Regions from separate parts of the Homo sapiens genome. Here region 1 is linked to region 2. Evidence: read pairs that join two places in POLR2A ChIA-PET (ENCODE). Cell type or tissue: Panc1. All regions are shown on one strand. Links, peaks and the distances in the headings refer to the core of each region. The heading gives the core; the rest is flanking DNA. Region 1 overlaps ITCH (itchy E3 ubiquitin protein ligase). Region 2 overlaps TP53INP2 (tumor protein p53 inducible nuclear protein 2).

What was found. Peaks named below come from ENCODE experiments on the same cell type or tissue, not always from the same donor. Only the 100,000 strongest peaks of a DNase experiment are listed, where the experiment ranks them.
Region 1: POLR2A ChIA-PET joins it to region 2 with 5 read pairs; 1 of 35 experiments calls an interaction of 5 or more read pairs at or near these places.

What each region holds. Positions count from the first base shown.
Region 1 is chr20:34,479,389-34,489,408 of GRCh38, forward strand. ITCH (itchy E3 ubiquitin protein ligase) reads left to right here. Exons shown (of 25, transcript NM_031483.7): 18 at 242-401; 19 at 1,211-1,344; 20 at 1,678-1,818; 21 at 9,878-9,998. Among named protein-coding and RNA genes, the nearest start is that of MIR644A, 18 kb to the left of the region's middle. In Panc1, for the core only: no CTCF peak of the experiment used is centred there; no DNase peak of the experiment used is centred there; H3K27ac peaks cover 396 bases.
Region 2 is chr20:34,707,757-34,718,240 of GRCh38, forward strand. It overlaps TP53INP2 (tumor protein p53 inducible nuclear protein 2), which reads left to right. Exons shown (of 5, transcript NM_021202.3): 3 at 935-1,107; 4 at 1,480-1,768; 5 at 2,302-5,680. The coding sequence starts at 984. The coding sequence ends at 2,551. NCOA6 (nuclear receptor coactivator 6) reads right to left here. Exons shown (of 15, transcript NM_014071.5): 15 at 7,018-7,609. The coding sequence ends at 7,566. Among named protein-coding and RNA genes, the nearest start is that of TP53INP2, 8.7 kb to the left of the region's middle. RefSeq lists silencers at 769-1,063, 1,163-1,722, 1,763-2,022, 2,273-2,442. In Panc1, for the core only: no CTCF peak of the experiment used is centred there; a DNase peak (open chromatin) is centred at 5,845.

The sequences.
Region 1 (10,020 bases), core at 5,943-9,942, 230 kb before region 2:
GCAATGTTGTCTTAGATTTTTTGAAATGTAATAATGTATATATTACCATCTACCAAAGATGGTGTATACTACCAACTCTGTGAAACAGATGTGAGTTTGAACAGAAGCAATAAAAATCAACATGAGATTAGAAAACTATCACTAGCTGAGGGGTATAGATCCCTGAGAACTTTATAGCACTGTTCTTTGATTTCTTGGTAACCTACAAGATTTTTCATCGTAAATTTTCTTTTGATTTCAGAGAATGGTTCTTTCTTTTGTCACATGAAGTGTTGAACCCAATGTATTGCCTGTTTGAATATGCAGGGAAGGATAACTACTGCTTGCAGATAAACCCCGCTTCTTACATCAATCCAGATCACCTGAAATATTTTCGTTTTATTGGCAGATTTATTGCCATGGTAAGTGCAGGTCAAGAATTATGTTTACTTTGCTTATTCAGCAATACTAAATTTTCTCTTAGGTGCCATAACAGATCATATGAGAGAAAGGGAAGTGGTTTTTTGTTTTGTTTTGTTTTTTATTTTTGAGACAGAGTCTTGCTCTGTCACCCAGGCTGGAGTACAGTGACACGATCTTGGCTCACTGCAACCTCTGCTTCCTGGACTCAGTCAGTTCTCCCGCCTCAGCCTCCCAAGTAGCTAGGATTACAGGTGTGCGCCACCATGCCTGGCTAATTTTTGTATTTTTAGTAGAGAAGGGGTTTTGCTATGTTGGCCAGGCTGGTCTTGAACTCCTGACCTCAGGTAATCCACCTGCCTCAGCCTTCCAAAGTGCTGGGATTACAGGTATAAGTCACCGTGCCCAGCCAGGGAAGTGTTTTTTTGAGACAAAGTTTCACTTTTGTTGCCCAGGCTAGAGTGCAATGGCGTGATCTCGGCCCACCACAACCTCTGCCTCCCAGGTTCGAGCAATTCTCCTGCCTCAGCCTCCCGAGTAGCTGGGATTACAAACAAGCATGTGCCACCATGTCCGGCTAATTTTTGTGTTTTTAGTAGAGATGGGGTTTCTCCATGTTGGTCAGTCTGGTCTCGAACTCCTGACCTCAGGTGATCCACCCACCTCGGCCTCCCAGATTGCTGGGATTACAGGCGTGAGCCACCATGCCTGACCCAGGGAAGTGTTTTTAAATGAAGAGTACATCTAATATATTGAAATAAAATGATTATTGTACAGTTATTTTAAGCGGTCTTGTTTCCTTTTTTCATAGGCTCTGTTCCATGGGAAATTCATAGACACGGGTTTTTCTTTACCATTCTATAAGCGTATCTTGAACAAACCAGTTGGACTCAAGGATTTAGAATCTATTGATCCAGAATTTTACAATTCTCTCATCTGGGTTAAGTAAGTTTCTTTTTCCATGTAATTTATTAAAATATAGTTATATGCATTCCGTGTAGTATTGATAACTTATCCAAACTGTAGGCACATAATTGGTTTATTGTATTTAAATGATCTATATATCAAACCTGTCTTTTTATTCAATATGATAAATTTTACAAAAATACACCCAAGATCTTCGGCAATAATATGACCTTAGAACAGAATCTTATTTCTTCTTATTTTGATGTTATAGCTTAATATTAATTATTTAAGAACATGGGCCTTTCGTTAAAAACTTATAAATTATGATTGAATTGGTGGATATAACAAATAGTGCTAATTTCATTTGTGCAGGGAAAACAATATTGAGGAATGTGATTTGGAAATGTACTTCTCCGTTGACAAAGAAATTCTAGGTGAAATTAAGAGTCATGATCTGAAACCTAATGGTGGCAATATTCTTGTAACAGAAGAAAATAAAGAGGAATACATCAGGTGAGAGTGCTCCTTTTCACATTTCACTTTTTGTTTGACTACAGCACATTGATAATTGCTTACTAATACTAATGGAGAGTATCTCCAAAAATAGTATTTGTCTCTGTACTAATCAATATCCTATGTAGGCAGTCATTTTTCATTTCTAAAAAGTTTTTTTTTAAGTGTTTTTAAAAGAGTTTTAAGGATAAAAGTCATGCAGGATCACTCTTTTAAACATCAACTCTGTAATCACTATGCTGTATAACATGTCATTAAAAAGAATCTCAAATATATATGCAGATATTTTCATGGGGAATATTGTAAGGTGTATTAATCCACTTTCCTGCTGCTGATAAAGACATATCCAAGACTGGGCAATTTATAAAAAAAAGAGGTTTAATGGACTTACAGTTCCACGAGGGTGGGGAGGCCTCACCCTCATGGTGGAAGGCAAGGAGGGGCAAGTCACATCTTACATGGATGGCAGCAGGCAAAGAGAGAGCTTGTACAGGGAAAACTCCTGTTTTTAAAACCTCATCATCGGCCAGGCATGGTGGCTCATGCCTGTAATCCTAGCACTTTGGAAGGCCAAGGCAGGCAGATCACAAGGTCAGGAGATTGAGACCATCCTGGCCAACATGGTGAAACCCCATCTCTACTAAAAATACAAAAATTAGCTGGGTGTGGTGGCATGTGCCTGTAATCCCAGCTACTAGGGAGGCTGAGGCAGGAGAATGGCTTGAACCTGGGAGGCGGGGATTGCAGTGAGCCAGGATAGCACCACTGCACTCCAGCCTGGTAACAGAGCAAGACTCTGTCTCAAAACAAACAAACGAATGAACAAAACACTTCATCATATCTTGTGAGACATATTCACTGTCATGCAAACAGCAGGGGAAAGACCCACCCCCGTGATCCCATGATTCAGTTATCTCACTGATTCTCTCTTACAACACATGGGAATTATGGGAGCTACAAGGTGAGATTTGGGTGAGGACACAGAGCCAAACCATATCATTCTGCCCCTAGCCCCTCCCAAATCTCATGTCTTCACATTTCAAAACCAATCATGCCTTCTCAACAGTCCCCAAAGTCTTAACTTATTTCAGCATTAACTCAAAAGTCCACAGTCCAAAGTCTCATCTGGGACAAGGGAAGTCCCTTCCGCCTATGAGCCTGTAAAATTAAAAGCAACTTAGTTACTTCCTACATACACTCAGGGATACAGGCATTGGGTAAATACAGCCATTCAAGATGGGAGAAATTGGCCAAAACAAAGGAGCTACAGGCCCCATGCAAGTTTGAAATCCAGCAGGGCAGTCAAATCTTCAAGTTCCAAAATGATCTCTTTTGACTCCATGTCTCATATGCAAGTCACCCTGATGTAAGAGGTGGCCTCCCATGGCCTTGGGCAACACTGCCCTTGGGGCTTTGCAGGGTATAGCCCCCCACCGGCTGCTTTCATGGGCTGGCGTTGAGTGTCTATGGCTTTTCCAGTCTCATGCTGCAAGCTGTTGGTGGATCTACCATTCTGGGGTCTAGAGGACGGTTGCCCTCTTCTCACAGCTCCACTAGGCAGTGCCCCAGTAGGGACTCTGTATGGGCCTCCAACTTCACATTTCCCCTCCACACTGACCTAGCAGAGGTTCTCTGTGAGTGCCCTGCCCCTGCAAGCAGACTTTTGCCTGGGCATCTAGGCATTTCCATACGTCTTCTGAAATCTAGAGGGAGGTTCCCAAGCCTCAATTTTTGCCTTCTGTGCACCCTCAGGCTCAACAGCACGTGGAAGCTGCCAACTCCTGGGGCTTCCACCTTCTGAAGCAACAACCCGGGCTGTACCTTGGCCACTTTTAGTCATGCTGGAGCAGCTAGGAAACAGGGCACCAAGTCCCTAGAGTGCACACAGCGTGGGGACCCTGGGCCCGGCCCATGAAACCATTTTTAGCTCCTAGGCCTGCCTACAGGCTTGTGATAGGAGGGGCTTCCATGAAGACCTCTGACGTGCCCTGTAGACATTTTCCACATTGTCTTGGGGATTAACATTCGGGTCCTCATTACTTATGCAAATTTCTGTAGCCAGCTTGAATTTCTCCTCAGAAAATGAGATTTTCTTGTCTATTGCATTGTTGGGCTGCAAATTTTCCAAACTTTTATGCTCTGCTTCCCTTACAAAACTGAATGCCTTTAACAGCACGCAAGTCTCCTCTTGAATGCTTTGCTACGTAGAAATTTATTCCACCAGATACCCTAAATCATCTCTCTCAAGTACAATCGTCTCTCTCAAGTACAAATCCACCAGTCTCTAGCACAGGGGCAAAATGCTGCCAGTCTCTTTGCTAAAACATACAAAGAGTCACCTTTGCTGCATTTCCCAAAAAGTTTCTCATTTCCATCTGAGAACACCTCAGCCTGGACTTTATTGTCCATATTGCTGTCAGCATTTTGGTCAAAGCCATTCAACAAGTCTATAGGAAGTTCCAAACTTTCCCACATTTTCCTGTCTTCTTCTGAGCCCTCCAAACTGTTCCAACGTCTGCCTGTTACCCAGTTCTAAAGTTGCATCCACATTTTCAGTTATCTTCAGCAGCACCCCACTCCTGGTAACAATTTACTGTTTTCACACTGCTGCTAAGACATACTTGAGAGTGGACAATTTACAAAAGAAAGAGGTTTAATGGACTTACAGTTCCACATGGCTGGGGAGGCCTCACAATCATGGTGGAAGGCAAGGAGGAGCAAGGCATGTCTTACATGAATGGCAGCCGGCAAAGAGAGAGCTTGTGCTGGGAAACTCCCATTTTAAAACCATCAGATCTTGTGAGACTTATTCACTATAATGAGAACAACATGAGAAAGGCCCGCCCCCATGATTCAGTTATCTCCCACTGGTTCTCTCCCATAACACATAGGAATTATGGGAGCTACAAGATGTGATTTGGGTGGGGACACAGAGCCAAACTATATCATAAGGTTGGGTAAAATTTATAACTAAAATGATGTTTTATAGTATATCCTTTCTGATTATTTCCATTGGTTCATGCTACTAGTCTCAAGAGCTAATAGTTCATTCATACCTTCTCAATAGCAATTCTTTCCAGCCAGGGTTAAATTTTGCATATTTACTTCTTAAGTTCCAGGTTCTGCATTTCTTGCCTGGTTTTTCCCTCCATAATTGAAAGTATACTATTTAACACAGTGAGCTGTCATTATTTCTTGGACAACAATCTATCCTTTTAAAAGTTTATTTTGAAATCTGCTTTTAAAATGTAGTCAATTCGTTTTTGTCAATTCTCCAGTTTTTTTGTTATGATATGTCTAGATTTTCTTATGACATATATAGCATTCCAGAGAGGTAATGTTTCGAGATTCCAAGAGATGTACTACGTTTCTCAATAGTTTTGTTGCTGGTAAGATAACATTTTAAGATAATGGGCAGCTAAAAAGGTTTTTAGTATCTACTTCAATAATGGCTTGCTTAAAATTTCAGAGTTTGGGGGGTTTTTAGTATTATTTTAAGAAGTATAATTTCCTTAGAATAAAATGCACTGATCTTAAGTGTAGAAGTTGAAATTTGACAAATATATATATCAGCCCAAATGTGAGCATTTTATGGAGAGAAGTTGTGCTAGATCACTCATTTAATTACCAATTCTGTAAACACTGTTCCATATAGCATCATGTCCATGTAAATATGACCCAAATTGTGGAACTTTTTTTTCTATTCTGGACCCCATAAGGGGCCAATGCACACCTCCCTTCTCCCAGCCCCAGAGGTAGGTAACCATTTCTGTTTAGTTCTATTTCTATAACTGTTTCTGATCTTAAACTTCCTAAAATGAAATCATAGAGTATGTACTCTTATATCTAGCTTTTAGTGTCTGATTTTTTCTTTTATTTGGTGTTTGTGAGATTCAGCCATATTGTTTATATCAGTATTTTATTCCTTTTTATTGCTGAGAAATATTCCATGCTGTGTATATCTCAAAATTTGTTTATCCATTCTCTTGGTGATAAATGTTTTGGTTGTTTCTCAGTCTGGGGCTTTTATGAGTAAAGCTGCTATAAACATTCTTGTGATATCTTTTTGTGGACATATTTTTCTTGAGTAAATACCTAGGAGTGAAATCGCTGGGAAGGTGTTTGACTTTATTAGAAACTGCCAGTTTCCCAAAGTGTTTTTGCCATTTTGCAGTCCTACTAGTAGTATTTGAGAGTTGCTTCACGTTCTTGCCAATTCAGCATTGTCAGTAATATCTCGTGGTTTTAATTTCCATTTCTTCCTTGACTAATGGTGTCAAGTACGTTTTTCTATGCATATTGATCATTTGTAGCTCTTCTTTTGTGATGTGTGTATCCAAATCTTTTATCCATTCTAAAATTGGGTTGTCTTTTTATTTGTGATTGTTGGAGTTCTTAAATATTTCAGATCATTGATTTTAGAAACTCTTCTCTTTCCCTTCTTCCCTCCCTCTTCTTACCTTTTCTTACGATACGTCTAGATTTCGTTCTTCTTTGACGGAGTCTTGCTCTGTTGCCGAGGCTGAAATACAGTGGCACGATCAGAGCTCACTGCAGTCTTAAACTCCTGGGATCAAAGGATCCCCCTGCCTCATCCTTCTGAGTAGCTGGGACTGTAGGCACAAGCCACTGTGCCCAGCAAATTTTTTGGTTGTTTTTATTTTTGTAGAGATGTGGTCTTGCTATTTTGCACAGGCTGGTCTCAGACTCCTTGCCTTAAGCTATCCTCCCACATTCTGTTTTCTAATATAAGGATTTAAAGCTGCATATTTCCAACTAAGTATTTCTTTAGCTATATCCCACAATTTTTTGTTGTTTTTTTTGAGATAGAGTCTCACTCTGAGGTTGCCCAGGTTGGAGCGTAGTGGTAGAGTCATGGTTCACTGTAGCCTCAACCTCCTGAGCTCCAGATAGCCTCCCACCTCAGCCTTCCAGGTAGCTGGAACCACAGGCATGTACTACCATGCCTGGCTTACTTATTTATTTATTTATTGTAGGAGATGGGTCTTACTATGTTACCCAGGCTGGTCTCCAAACTCCTGGATCCAAACGATACTCCCACTTTGGTCTCCCAAAGTGCTGGAATTATAGGCATGAGCCGCCGCATCCAGTCCACACCTTTTTTTTTTTTTCCCCCGAGACAGAGTCTTGCTCTGTCGCCCAGGCTGGAGTGCAGCGGTACAATCTTGGCTCACTGCAACTTCCATCTCCTGGGTTCAAGTGATTCTTCTGCCTCAGCCTCCCGAGCAGCTGGGATTATAGGCACCCGCCACCACGCCTGGCTAATTTTTGTATTTTTAGTAGAGACGGGGTTTTGCCATGTTGGCCGGGCTTGTCTTGAACTCTTGACCTCAGGTGATCCGCCTGCCTCAGCGTCCCAAAGTGCCTGGATTACAGGCATGAGCCACCACGCCCAGCCACAAATTTTGGAATGTTGTGTTTTTCACTATTTTATTTATTTTATTTATTTATTTATTTATTATGTTTTATTTTTATTATTAATATTTTTGAGACAGGGTCTCACTTTGTCACCCAGGCTGGAGTGCAGTGGTGAAATCTTGCCTCACGGCAGCGTCCAATTCCAGAAGTTCAAGCGATCCTCTAGCCTCAGCCACCAAGCAGCTGGGACTACAGGCATGTGCCACCACACCCACATGACGAGATGGGGTTTCACCGTGTTGCCCAGGCTGGTCTTGAACTCCTGTGCTCAAGGGATCCACCCACCTCAGCCTCCCAAAGTGCTGGGATTACAGATGTCAGCCACCACATCCAGCCACTCTCATTGTATTTAAAAGTATTTGTTAGGTTTTTTTTTTTTTTTTTTTGAGACGTAGTCTCTCTGTCACCCAGGCTGGAGTGCAGTGGTGCCATCTTGGCTCACTCTAAGCTCCGCTCCCTGGGTTCACGTCATTCTCCTGCCTCAGCCTCCGGAGTAGCTGGGACTACAGGCGCCTGCCACCACACCTGGCTAATTTTTTTGTATTTTTAGTAGAGACAGGGTTTCACCGTGTTAGCCAGGAAAGTCTCAATCTCCTGACCTCGTGATCCCCTCACCTCAGCCTCCCGAAGTGCTGGGATTACAGGCATGAGCCGCCGTGCCCAGCCAGGTCTTATTTTTATCCTGATAATCTCTACTTTATAATTGGAGTGTTCAGTACATTTATGTTTAATTTTATTACTGATTTGGTTGGACTTTTGTCTAACCATTGCTATTTGTTTTGCTATTTGTCTCGCCTTGCTATTTGTTTCTTATTTTTCCCAACTTTCTTTGTTCTTTCTTGCCTTCTTTGAATAAAGCAATTTTTACTTTCTTTTTTAGCTCTTCTGTTGGTTTTTTAGCTATACCTCTTTGTTTAACTTTAGTGGCAACTCTAATGATTATGATAATATGCATCTTTAACATCCCTGTTGACCCAAACACTACTTCTTGTACAATATAAGAAGCTCATAGGCCAGGTGCGGTGGCTCACACCTGTAATTCCAGCACTTTGGGAGGCTGAGGTGGGCAGATTGCCTGAGGTCAGGAGTTCGAGACCAGCCTGGCCAACATGATGAAACCCCGTCTCTACTAAAAATACAAAAATCAACTAGGCATGGTGGCAGGCACCTGTAATCCCAGCTACTTGGGAGGCTGAGGCATGAGAATCGCTTGAACCCAGGTGGCGGAGGTTGCAGTAAGTCGAGATCACGCCATTGCGCTTCAGCCTAGGGGACAAGAGCGAGACTTCGTCTCAAAAAAAAAGAAAAGAAGCTCATAATAATATAATTCCATTTACCTCACTCCAGCTCTTTGTGGTGTTGTTGTCATATATTATTTCTACGTGTCACAAATATAATACTTTGTTACTGTTATTCTTGCTTTAATTTTTAACTATTTTCAAAAATAATCTTATATTTACTCACATTACTATTTCTGGTTCTCCTTATTTCTTTCCTCAGATTCATTTTTTTTTTTAAATCTAAGATAATTTCCCTTTGGCTTTAAAAAAAAAAACCTTTCTTTACCATTTCACTTAGTGTGCATCTCTTGGTGATGCATTTTCTCAGCTTTTATATGAAAACATCTTTATTTCACCTTCATTTTTTGAAGGATATTGTCACTAGATTTAGAATTCTAGGTTTATAAAATAATGATGCGGTCATGTTTTTATGATTTATGTTTTAAAAAATAATCCTCATGTCGTAGAGACAAATACTGAAGTATTTGTTCAAAATGAAATTATCTGGGCTGGGCGTGGTGGTTCGTGCCTGTAATCCCAGCACTTTGGGAGAAGGCAGGCAGAACACTTAAGGTCAGGAGTTCAAGACCAGCCTGGCCAACATGATGAAACCCCCGTCTCTACTAAAAACACAAAAATCAGTTGGGTGTGGTGGCGCACGCCTGTAATGCCAGCTACTCGGGAGGCTGATGCACAAGAACTGACTGAACCTGGAAGGTGGAGGCTGCAGTGAGCCCAGATTGTATCATTGCACTCCAGCCTGAGTGACAGAGCGCGACCCTGTCTCAAAAAACAAAAACAAAATAAAAGAAAAAAAAAGAAATTATATGGCTTGGCAATGGTGGCACACGCTTGTAATCGTAGCACTTTGGATGGCGGAGGCAGGAAGATCACTTGAGGCCAGATATTTAAAACCAGCCTTGGCATCACAGAGAGACACCATCTCTACATACAAAACCAAAAATCAGCCAGGCGTGGTGTTGCACACCTATATTCCCAGCTACTCGGGAGGCCGAGGTAGGAGGATTGCTTGAGCCCAGGAGGTCGAGACTGCAGTGAGCCAAGATTGTGCCACTGTGCTTCAGCTCAGGTGACAGAGTGAGACCTCATCTCAAATAAATAAAGAAATGAAATTATATGATATCTAGGGTATGAGTAGGGGCATAGATGAAATAGATGGGCATTGTGATGAAGCTTGGACATGTGTACAGGGGGTTCATTATGTTCTATTTTTGAATATATTTTAAGTTTTTTATAATTTTTTAAAATTTATTTTTATACTCAGAATTTAAAGATAAGATCTAAACTTCCTGATAGGTTTTTTCATATTTGTTTGCCAGAATGGTAGCTGAGTGGAGGTTGTCTCGAGGTGTTGAAGAACAGACACAAGCTTTCTTTGAAGGCTTTAATGAAATTCTTCCCCAGCAATATTTGCAATACTTTGATGCAAAGGAATTAGAGGTAATGAATTTTCCTTCATTCC
Region 2 (10,484 bases), core at 4,062-8,061:
AAAGCTGCTTAGCATAGTGCCTGGAACATAAATGTTAGCTATATCATTATTATTATTTTGAGACCAAGTTTCGCTCTGTCACCCAGGCTGGAGTGCAGTGGCACCTCGCAGGTTCCAGTGATTCTCCTGCCTCAGCCTGGGATTACAGGCACCTGCCACCACGCCCAGCTAATTTTTGTATTATTAGTAGAGATGGGGTTCACCACGTTGGCCAGGCTGGTCTTGAACTCCTGGCCTCAAGTGATTCACCCACTTCTGCCTCCCAAAGTGCTGGGATTACAGGCGTGAGCCACTGTGCCCGGCCTAGCTATATTATAATGATAACAAGCAGACAATATGGGCAATTTCCTCCCTGCCTGGAGAACTCCTATTTACTCCTCAGAGTGCAGCTTGGATGTCCAATTCTCTGGAGACCTTCCCTGGCAGAGCTGTGTCATGTGTCACTCTATGTTCCTAAAGCACCCTGTAATAATAACTAATTTATTAGTTTGTTGAGTGCTTACCATATGCCCAGACAGTTCTAAGCACTTTATAAGTGTTTAGCTCATTTAATTCTTCCTCCTCCATCTTTTTTTCTCATTCAATAACTTTGGTATAGCTCATTTAATTCTTATTAGAGCCTGGAGGAGGATACTATTATTAGCTTATTTAATTCTTATAAGAGCCCGGAGGAAGGTACTATTATCATTGTCTTTTGACAGATGAGAAAACTAAGGCACAGATAAGTTAAATAACTTTCTAAAATCATACAGAAGATAAAAAAAAAACCCTGGATTTGAATGCAGAAAGCACATCTTCCCAAAGCGTCCGCACACATCCCCGTTGTGTGTACCCTTCTCCCTGCTCTGGGGGTGATATCTTCTGGCCTCTTCCCCAGGCCAGGAGTGGGGTGAACCTCAATCAGTGGTGGCTCTCACGTCCTTCTGATTCCCAGGTTTTTGCACTGCCATAGGGCGCCCCCGTGAGGCGCTTCGCCCCCCACCATGTTCCAGCGCCTCTCCAGCCTCTTCTTCAGCACCCCCTCGCCCCCCGAAGACCCCGACTGCCCCCGCGCCTTCGTGTCGGAGGAGGATGAAGTGGACGGCTGGCTCATCATTGACCTGCCGGGTGAGGCCTGGGTCTGTCTCCTGGGCCTGTGAAGTCATTCTAAGGGCAGATGGCCTAGCAGCGGAGGGGAAGGGCGCTGCTGGGGGACGGGGGAGTCCCCCAAGCCTACTGGAGGTGGGGTCACGGGGCCCCTTCCCATGAAAGCCGGGGCTCTCTCCTGGCGGCCCAGGAGAGGCCCGCACGTCAGGTCCCCTAGGGCAGCAGGGCGAGACGCCTGGCCCGTGGGTGCCCCGGGGCGCTGCGGACGGGCTGCGGGTCTGACTAACGATGCCCTTTCTCTCCCCGCCCCCTTGTCCGGTGTGTGTGTGTGTGTGTGTGTGTGCCTCCTCGCTGCTCCCCTCCTCTGCACGGCTCCCATCCCGCGCCCCGTAGACAGCTACGCGGCTCCACCCAGCCCCGGGGCCGCCCCTGCCCCCGCGGGCCGCCCTCCGCCCGCGCCCTCCTTGATGGACGAGAGCTGGTTTGTTACCCCTCCCGCCTGTTTTACGGCAGAGGGGCCTGGACTCGGTCCCGCCCGCCTCCAGAGCAGTCCCCTGGAGGACCTCCTCATCGAGCACCCCAGCATGTCCGTTTACGTCACCGGCAGCACCATAGTGCTAGAGCCCGGGTCCCCTTCCCCGCTCCCGGACGCGGCCCTGCCTGACGGCGACCTCAGCGAAGGGTGAGCGGGCCGGGGGCGGAGCCTGGAGGCCCAGGGAGACGGATCTTGGAGGCCAGGGTCCAGGCTAGGAGGCTGGGGTAGTGGGGCCAGGAGCCCGCCCCGCGCTCGAGGGGGTAGCGGCCTTGGGAGGGTTGCCTTTGAGACAAAGTGGGGGGCCGGTGGGCCTCCGGGCGAGGCTAGAAGCGGGCCTGAGGACGGAGGGGCGGGGCTTGAGAGGGAGGGGCGTGGCCAAGAGGCTGGGGCCGGGGTTGGAGGCTTGAGGAGCGTGGCTGGAGCGCCTAGGGAGTGGGACTTAAACAGAAAGGCAAGGGTGGAATAGGGGGTGGGGGTCCAGTCTCCCCCGAGGTCCAGTTTACCTGTTAAGGGCTAGAACCGAGGAGGCACCTCCGGGTTGGTACCCACAAGAAGGGCGTCGGGCACCCCAATCTGAACAGACACAGAACTGAGCCGAAGCAAGGGTGGGAGATGGCAGCGCCCTCTAGACCCCCCGCCCAGCTTACCCGGCTTGACCGAGCCTGGCTCTGTCCTCACAGGGAATTGACGCCCGCCCGCCGCGAGCCGCGGGCCGCGCGCCACGCCGCTCCTCTCCCAGCGCGGGCGGCGCTGCTGGAGAAGGCGGGCCAGGTGCGGCGGCTGCAGCGGGCCCGGCAGCGGGCAGAGCGCCACGCGCTGAGCGCCAAGGCGGTGCAGCGGCAGAACCGAGCCCGCGAGAGCCGTCCGCGCCGGTCCAAGAACCAGAGCAGCTTCATCTACCAGCCGTGCCAGCGCCAGTTCAACTACTGAGCGTCCACCGGCCGCGCCACGAACCCCTTGCCGATCCCGATCCCTGTCGGGCTCCTCCGACTCCTCGGGCTGGACACCGAAACCTCCCTTCTTAAAGCGTGTGAGGTTGGGTGATAGCCGTTCCTTCCCCGACACCCTCAATTTCCCCATCTCTGATCCTCTAATCTGCCTCTGAACCCATTCACCCTTCACCCTCACTCCTGGTCCCCATACCCAGCATCTAATCATCCATGCCCCCTACTCCTGGCCCCTCCATCCTTTCTTCTCTGGTCCCCATCCCTGTCTCTCCCTTTCACCCTTGCCCTCCAGTCCTCTACCTCTGGCCTGCCCCTATTTCTGAAAGCTTCTTCCAGTCCCTGATCTGGCTCATTCCCCACCTTCAACTCCCACCTTACATGTCTCACACTATCCCATGGTTGGCATTACACTCACTCCTGTTCCCTTATTCTTCATTCCCAGTAATTCCCTACCAAATGGTGGGGACCCTGAGCCCAGCTCTGACCAGGTAGAGCCTGTGCAGCCTGGGCTGCTGTCATTGCCCTCCAGTAAGGGCTCAGGGTTTTGCTTTTAGTCTCCCCTTCCTTCTGCCTTGGGGGCGGTACTCTGTGGAGCTGCTTAGGCCTGGAAAGGTACAGTATGTAGAAGAGGACTGTGAGACGTGAGTTAGAGGGAGAAGATGGAGGGAATCTAGGGAACGAGGCAGCCTATTGGAGATGCGGACAGGACAGACACGTTGAGAAGCTGCAGGGAGCAGGGCACCAAGGGAGTGTGCACTGTGCTTGCTCAGAGAGGCCAAACCCTGCTCCCAGGCTGAAGCCTGGAGTCTGCCCCCACTTCCCTTTTCTATAATCCACCCTTCTGCAGGCCCTGAAATCTGAAGGGCTTAGTTAGTACCTTGCCACTCTACCCCCAACACGTCACCCGAGTAGAAGCTGGGCAAGGCCCTACCATCCTGGCCGTCTGTTCACAAGCCCAAGGTGCTAGAACTAGCTTAGGAGACATGCAGGCCACAGGGCTTCTAGGCAGGGAAAGGGCACACACCCTAGGTCAGCGTGCAGAGCAGTGATGCTGGAGGACACACCATGGGGTGAAGCCATCCCAAGGCTGACAGCTCAGTCTTCACCTTGCCTCTGGCCTTGTATTTCACACCCTGCTCAGTATGGCTAGCCAGCAGTCCTGAGTAGGAGTCCAGGACTCCCACTGTCTCAATCTGCAAATTGTTCCTATCCAGGTTCAGGGCCTTCAGGGGGCCTCTTTTCATTTTCTCCCACAGGCCTCTCTTTCTTTCTAGGTTGCTGGGGAGAAATGGGTACCCTATGATCCCCCTCCCCTTCTCCTCCAGTAAATACCTGGAAGAGGGAACCTGAATCCCTGGGGGAGACAGAAGGGGCAGGGGCCACCAGCCTCCCCTTCTTGTGGTGAGACTGAATTTTGGGCTCAGACACCAGCAACAGCCTCTTGGGATGCCCTGAGTTGCTTCCCATTTCCTCTTTCTAGCCGTCCTTTTCTAGTGTGTGCTCACTCTTCCTAGGAACTTTTAAGACTTCTTGGTACCTATGAACATAGGTCCTCCCCTCACCCCAACTCTAGGTTTCCAGGCCTCACAGCCAAGCTGAAGCTTGGAGAAAACTCTGCATTCCCATGAGGGCAAAGGCAGCTGCCCTCCCTGACCCTATAGCCCCAGGCCTCATGGGGGGTATGTGGGGAAGGGATGGGGTATCCCCATGGATGCTGGGATGAGGACAGAGGAAGACCTGATGGGGTCTCCTATTCCAGGGAATAAGCCAAATTAACACTAAAAACGGATCAAAGCTCCCACGCCAGTCCACTAGGGCCCCAGTAGTTGACAGCCTTGCTCCTCTCCCAAGTTCTCCTTCAGAACCTAGTTGCTTTTATTCTTCCAGCTACCACTTGGGCACTTCACAGCCAGCCTAGGGTCTTCGGCACCTCCAAGAGCTGAATCTCCCTCCAACCCTTCTTGCCTACTCCTCACTGCCAGCTGGGACCTAGGCTCAGTCCTGTGTGGTGCCCATGATCCTTCTGGTGGGGGAAGAGTTTAAGTTATAGGGCATTTGGCTCAAATTTTAAAAGGCCTTTTGTTTACCTATATTTCTGGAGGCTCCTGTATTCTAGAACCCAATCTCTCACCTGCTTGGTTGCAAGGCTCATATTTTTTTGTACCTTTCCTATAGATTCTGTAGCATTTGAGTGTGGCAATATTTTAATTGTGTATAGATTTCTAAGAACCAACACTACTCAGTCTCCTGCTAGTCTGACTCCTGAAGCATCAGCCCTTGTCATACTGTATTGACTGTGTACGTGCCTTTCACCTTGAGCATGCTTCAGGATTTTTTTTTAAACCACAGAACTTGAATACATGAGGGAACCAGAGTTCAAAGTCCTATGCAACCTTAGGAGGGGGTTAGAGAGTCTGTTTTGATTGATGTTTTCTGAGGCCCTAGAGGAGTTTGTATCAATTTGTGAGTATTAATGTCAGTACTACCAGCACTTTGCCAAAACTGTCAGAGGGACCCGTTTCTAGAGTGAGTCCCAGTTACATCAAACAGTGACTTCCAGTTATTCCCCAGTAAGTCTGAGTGGTTCCTTCAAGCTGGGTGTCTTTCCAGCCTTTGCCAGTCTAGCCCCAGCAGGGCACCGTGTATGAATGCAGTTTGGTGCTGTTTTAGAGTATGCCTGCTCCCCAGCCCCCTGCCTGGAACCCTCTGAGCAACTTGCTCTGACCTATAATGTCTTAGGTGCAACACGGACCCCACCAGAGCTCTTGGATACCCCCCTAGATCCATGTGGCTTTATGTGAGGGGACTGAATGCAGACACACCATAGCCCCCTTCTACTACTTTCCCTCTCGCCCTGCCACCTAGTTCCACATGGAACCAACAAGTTGAGTGCATCCCTGTTGGGTGTTTTGTGTTGAGACTGGCTGAAATGAGGAGACTTTGACCATGTGACGTGTCAACAGACTCAAGGAGACAACCACCTCAACTGGGTCATGTGGCATGCCTGTGTATGTGTGTAACAGAATTCTGATTGTTAGACTGTAATGCTATTCCTCTATGGGAGAAAAAAATTAATATAAAGAAAAACAAATAAAAATATATTTAAAGCACATGATCCTTTCTGCCTGAGTTGAGCTTAAGTATGAGAAGCATCTTGTAATCTTAAGCACAGTAGTGGCATAGGATATTATGATAAAGCTGGCCTTGGTTCTGGTGTGTGTGTCATATGGGAGAGGAAGAGGGGAGATAAGCTTACTGGGAACAGAGCCAGACAATGGGGTCTGACTCATAAATGACTACTGTTAGAGGATCCTTACAATGCAAGACACATACATGAAGACAGCTGAAATAGAGATGAGAATAACAGCATGACAGAATGACCAAACTCATCCTTGTGGTCTCAGGCACTGGGTTAGAGCAAGGGCAAGTAGCCACTGGAGGGGAAAGGATGAAGTCTAATCCTGGGGGAGATGCAGCAGAAGGCTGAAGCCCAGGCTGAGACAAGGCCAGGGCCCCAAGCATCAGAGTCTCCTCAAGTTGCAGGTAGGGTGGGGCAGAAGCAGCTGGCTTTGGAGACTACACACATTTTGAAGAAGGACAGCCAGAGTGAAATGTAGTGGACATCTCTGAAATATACAGCACAAAATGACCCCTTTAATTTGGGAGCTGCTCTGTCTAACCACAGAACTAAAGGTGGAAACCTGACCTAAACTGGACTAGATTTTTTTTTTTTTGAGACGGAGTTTCACTCATTGCCCAGGCTGGAGTGCAATAGCGCAATCTCGGCTCACCGCAACCTCCGCCTACTGGGTTCTAGCGATTCTCCTGCCTCAGCCTCCCCAGTAGCTGGGATTACACGTGCCACCATGCCCAGCTAATTTTGTATTTTTAGTAGAGACAGGGTTTCTCCATGTTGGTCAGGCTGGTCTCGGACTCCCAACCTCAGGTGATCCACCCGCCTAGGCCCTCCAAAGTGCTGGGATTACAGGTGTAAGCCACCATGCCCGGCCCTGGACTAGATTCTTGATGCTGGCACAATCTTACAGGCCAGTTTGGGCTTACCTCCTGCAAGGAGGAGATGTCAGCACAATTGTTTTGGAGCAATCCACCATGCAAATGGAGGAGCAGATATGTGACATGGTGAAAAAGTGCCATCTCAGCTGCTGACAGCTTCCTGTCCCTAGAAAATCCTGGGTGGCCATTGATCTCTAAGTTGGTTTTGTTATTTGCATCAAAAGAAATCTGAGCAATATATATCAAAATACCTGGCACAGTGCTGAACAGGGCTAGTTTCTTCAAAGCCAAGAATGAGGTGAGGGAGCAAGTATGTACATTTTCCTCAACTTGCCAGGCGGGCATCTCAGGTTCAATGAGGACTAGATAGGAATTCCATCCACAAGGCTGTGTCTGCTTAGTTAAGGTCCAAAGAAAGAGCTGATCACCCAAAAATCCCTTACCAATAACATAACTTTATGTTCTATGACAATGACATTTATTTAACACGTTATTTCACATTGTACAAATCCTTAGATTCTCTTTATTCACTGGTCCATTTCTACAACAAATACATCCAAAACACTATATAATAAAATTATTTACAACATTTCCAAATGAGAAGATTGCTTTTGCCCCCACTACTGCTATTCACACACAGTACTTCCACGGCACAATACATCATTAGGAGATCTAAAAATGCTCACCCTGTACTCTAGGCTGCTTAGGAAATGTGAAAACTAGTAACATTTATAATGGCATTAGCTCCTTTCAATACAAGACAACATTTTAGAAACCTTGAACTTCAACTCGCAACACCAAAAGGGCTCAACAGTCCTGCTTTCCCCATTGCACTTTATGAAACAGGTTGCAGGGACTAGGAAAAGGGCCACATTATTAAAATTACTAACTGTACAGAAATTGATTTAAAAAAGTCACAGCTCAAAATTGCTCTTTGTAAAAGTCACACACATTTCCAAGTATCAAGTCGCAGTCCTGCTTGTTTACTTGGATTTTCTTCGCTTGGATTGCACCGCACTGGTTATGTCTGTGGGGGAAAGAAAGGACATGTTCAGTGGAAGTAACTCTTTACAGCAGTGCCCTTTAGACAGTCCACAACAAGCAGGGCAGACCTAAGGGGAGCCCTACTCAACTCAGAATCTGTCTAAGGGGTGCTCTGAATGGAGAGAGTCACAGGCTTTGCTTGATGACTTACGTGGGAAGAGGGTGTGGTCCTGCATTGGGCAGAATTGGAATGTGACAGAGGTGGTGGCGATGAAGCACACTGACTAGAGAAAGTGCAGGGTGGAGAGAGCCTTTGTAGCTGGGCAATTCACCCACTGTTTCCCTCACCAGTTCTCATCATAAAACGAAGTGTAATAGACAGACTGACAATGCTTTTGGTGAGAAATCAACGAGTAATGCCATAAGCAAATGAGTAAATTCTGTTAGAATGCAAAAAAAAACCTGCCTTGGGATCCCTTTTGGAGCCAAGCTATTGTTTCACAGTAAGGAACCATTTTTGTCATGCTATAGTCAAGGTCTAAACAACATGACCATGGGCCTTGGTCAGTGAGGGTCTACTATGGCCCAGCCAGTTATATCAAGATTGTGGAAGGCTGGGCGTGGTGGCTCACGCCTGTAATCCCAGCATTTTGGGAGGCCGAGGTGGGCGGATTGCCTGAGGTGAGGAGTTTGAGACTAGTTTGGCCAACATGGCGAAACCCCATCTCTACTAAAAATACACGAAAAACTAGCCGGGCGTGGTGGCGTGTGCCTTAATCCCAGCTACTCAGGAGGCTGAGGCAGGGGAATTGCTTGAACTACGGAGGTGAAGGTTCCAGTAAGCCGATATCCCACCACTGTACTGTAGCCTGGAGACAGCGAGACTCCGTCTCAAAAAAAAAAAAAAAAAAAAAGACTGTGGATACATACAGTCATGAATGCAATTCAGAATAAGCAACGGCCTGCTCTGAGCCCAAGTGAGCCTGAAGGCTTCATGGAGGAGGTGGGAACTGAGTGATTTACACACAGAATGACAGTGACATACAGGGAAATGACTATGTTTTGATTCCTTTAGTTTCTCTTGTACTATCAGTGTTTTAACTTAATCTTATGCCAGACTTAAACTGTGTTTCTTAAAAACGTTTTGGCCAGGTGTGATGGCTCACCCCTGTAATCCCAACACTTTGGAAGACTGACGCAGGAAGCTCACTTGAGCCCAGAAGTTTTGAGGCCAGCCTGGGCAAGATGGTGAGAACCCATCTCTACAAAAAGAAAAGAATTAGCTGGGTGTGGTGGCACATGCCTGTAGTCCCAGCTACTCAGGAGACCAAGTGGGAGGATCACTTGAGCCCAGGAGTTCATGGCTGAAGGAGTTCAAGGCTGAAGTGAGCTATGTTCATGCCACTGTACTCCAGCCTGGGTGACAGAGACCCCATCTCTATTTAAAAAAAAAAAAAAAATTCTACACAAAGTTATGGCAGAGTACAGTGAATAGCCTGAAGCTCTCCAAAGGTAAACACTTCTTTAGAATCTCATATTGACTTCAAAAGGTCACCTTTATTTCATATTCTGGTTTTAATATGAAAATAATGTTCTAAAATTACTTCTCATCAAGGAGAAAAAAAATGCTTCTAATATATCAATACAAAAGATGAATCAGATTTACCCATTTCTGGTAACTAGGCTGAATTTTCTGATACTGCATGTTAGGTTGTATTCAAGGCAAATTTTCCTTTGTCTTTTGTATCATAATATTTTGTGAACCCAGACTCTAATAAATATGTAGATTGTAAGGAAAAATTTCACTACTCTGTTAGCTAAGGTGACTGCTAAGAAGTGAGGCCTAGGCCAGGCGTGGTGGCTCATGCTTGTAATCCCAGCACTTTGGGAGTCTGAGGCGGGTGGATCACCTGAGGTCAAGAGTTCAAGAGCAGCCTGACCAACGTGGAGAAACCCCATCTCTACTAAATAAAGAAAATTAGCCAGGTGTGGTGGTGCATGCCTGTAATCCCAGTTACTCGGGAGGCTAAGGCAGGAGAATTGCTTGAGCCTGGGAGGTGGAGGTTGTGGTGAGCCGAGATTGCGCCATTGCACTCCAGCTTGGGCAACAAGATTGAGACTCCGTCTCAAAAAAAATAAAAAAATAAAAAGAAGTGCGGTCTAGATGAATTTCCAAGAGGTGCCCAGTACAGTAATTTCATTCAAGCCTCTGTTGGTGGAAATTTCAGTATGTTTGTCTTCTCAAAGGTCATGTTTTTTTTTGTGCCATGTGGTAGAATCAGTCTTTCTGATTTACTCATTAGTCTTTTACTAATCAGAAGACAGTTAATCTGCCAGGATGTTAATAATGGTGTTCTTTATTTTAATTCATGTAAATTAAAGAGTCTCACACAGCCCACATAACTCCCTAAAATCAACTCTTCAGGTCCAAATCTCAAGCGTTATTTTCACTGCAGCAAATTTGTCATTTGCAGTAAAAATAGGCAGGGTTTTTGTCTTGACAGTGTTCATCCTCAGCAAAACATTCATTAACTAGGTCAACTTTGGAAGCTTTTCCCTTGTTGTGATATGAAGGATCAAGTGGTATGTCTGAGAAACATATGTGGCTGGGAAAAGAAGTGGGTAGTGGGGTGTGGGGGAGAAGCAACCTCAGGCTCCCCCTCCTTCCTTGCTTGTTCCCATTTGTCACTGCTCCGAAGCACCCAATGAACTGGTAGGTTGCCTCTGAGCGTGAATCAATGAGTGGGGTCAGGAATAAACAAATGACTTGTGCTAGAAACTGCAAAAAAACCCACAAACACACCATTAAAAACCCTCATCTTTTGGATACTGTGGTTGGTGGGGAGAAGGATGTAAACTTTCATACTTCCATGAGGAAAAAAATAAATTTTAAACTGAGTTTGAAGTCTCTATCACCT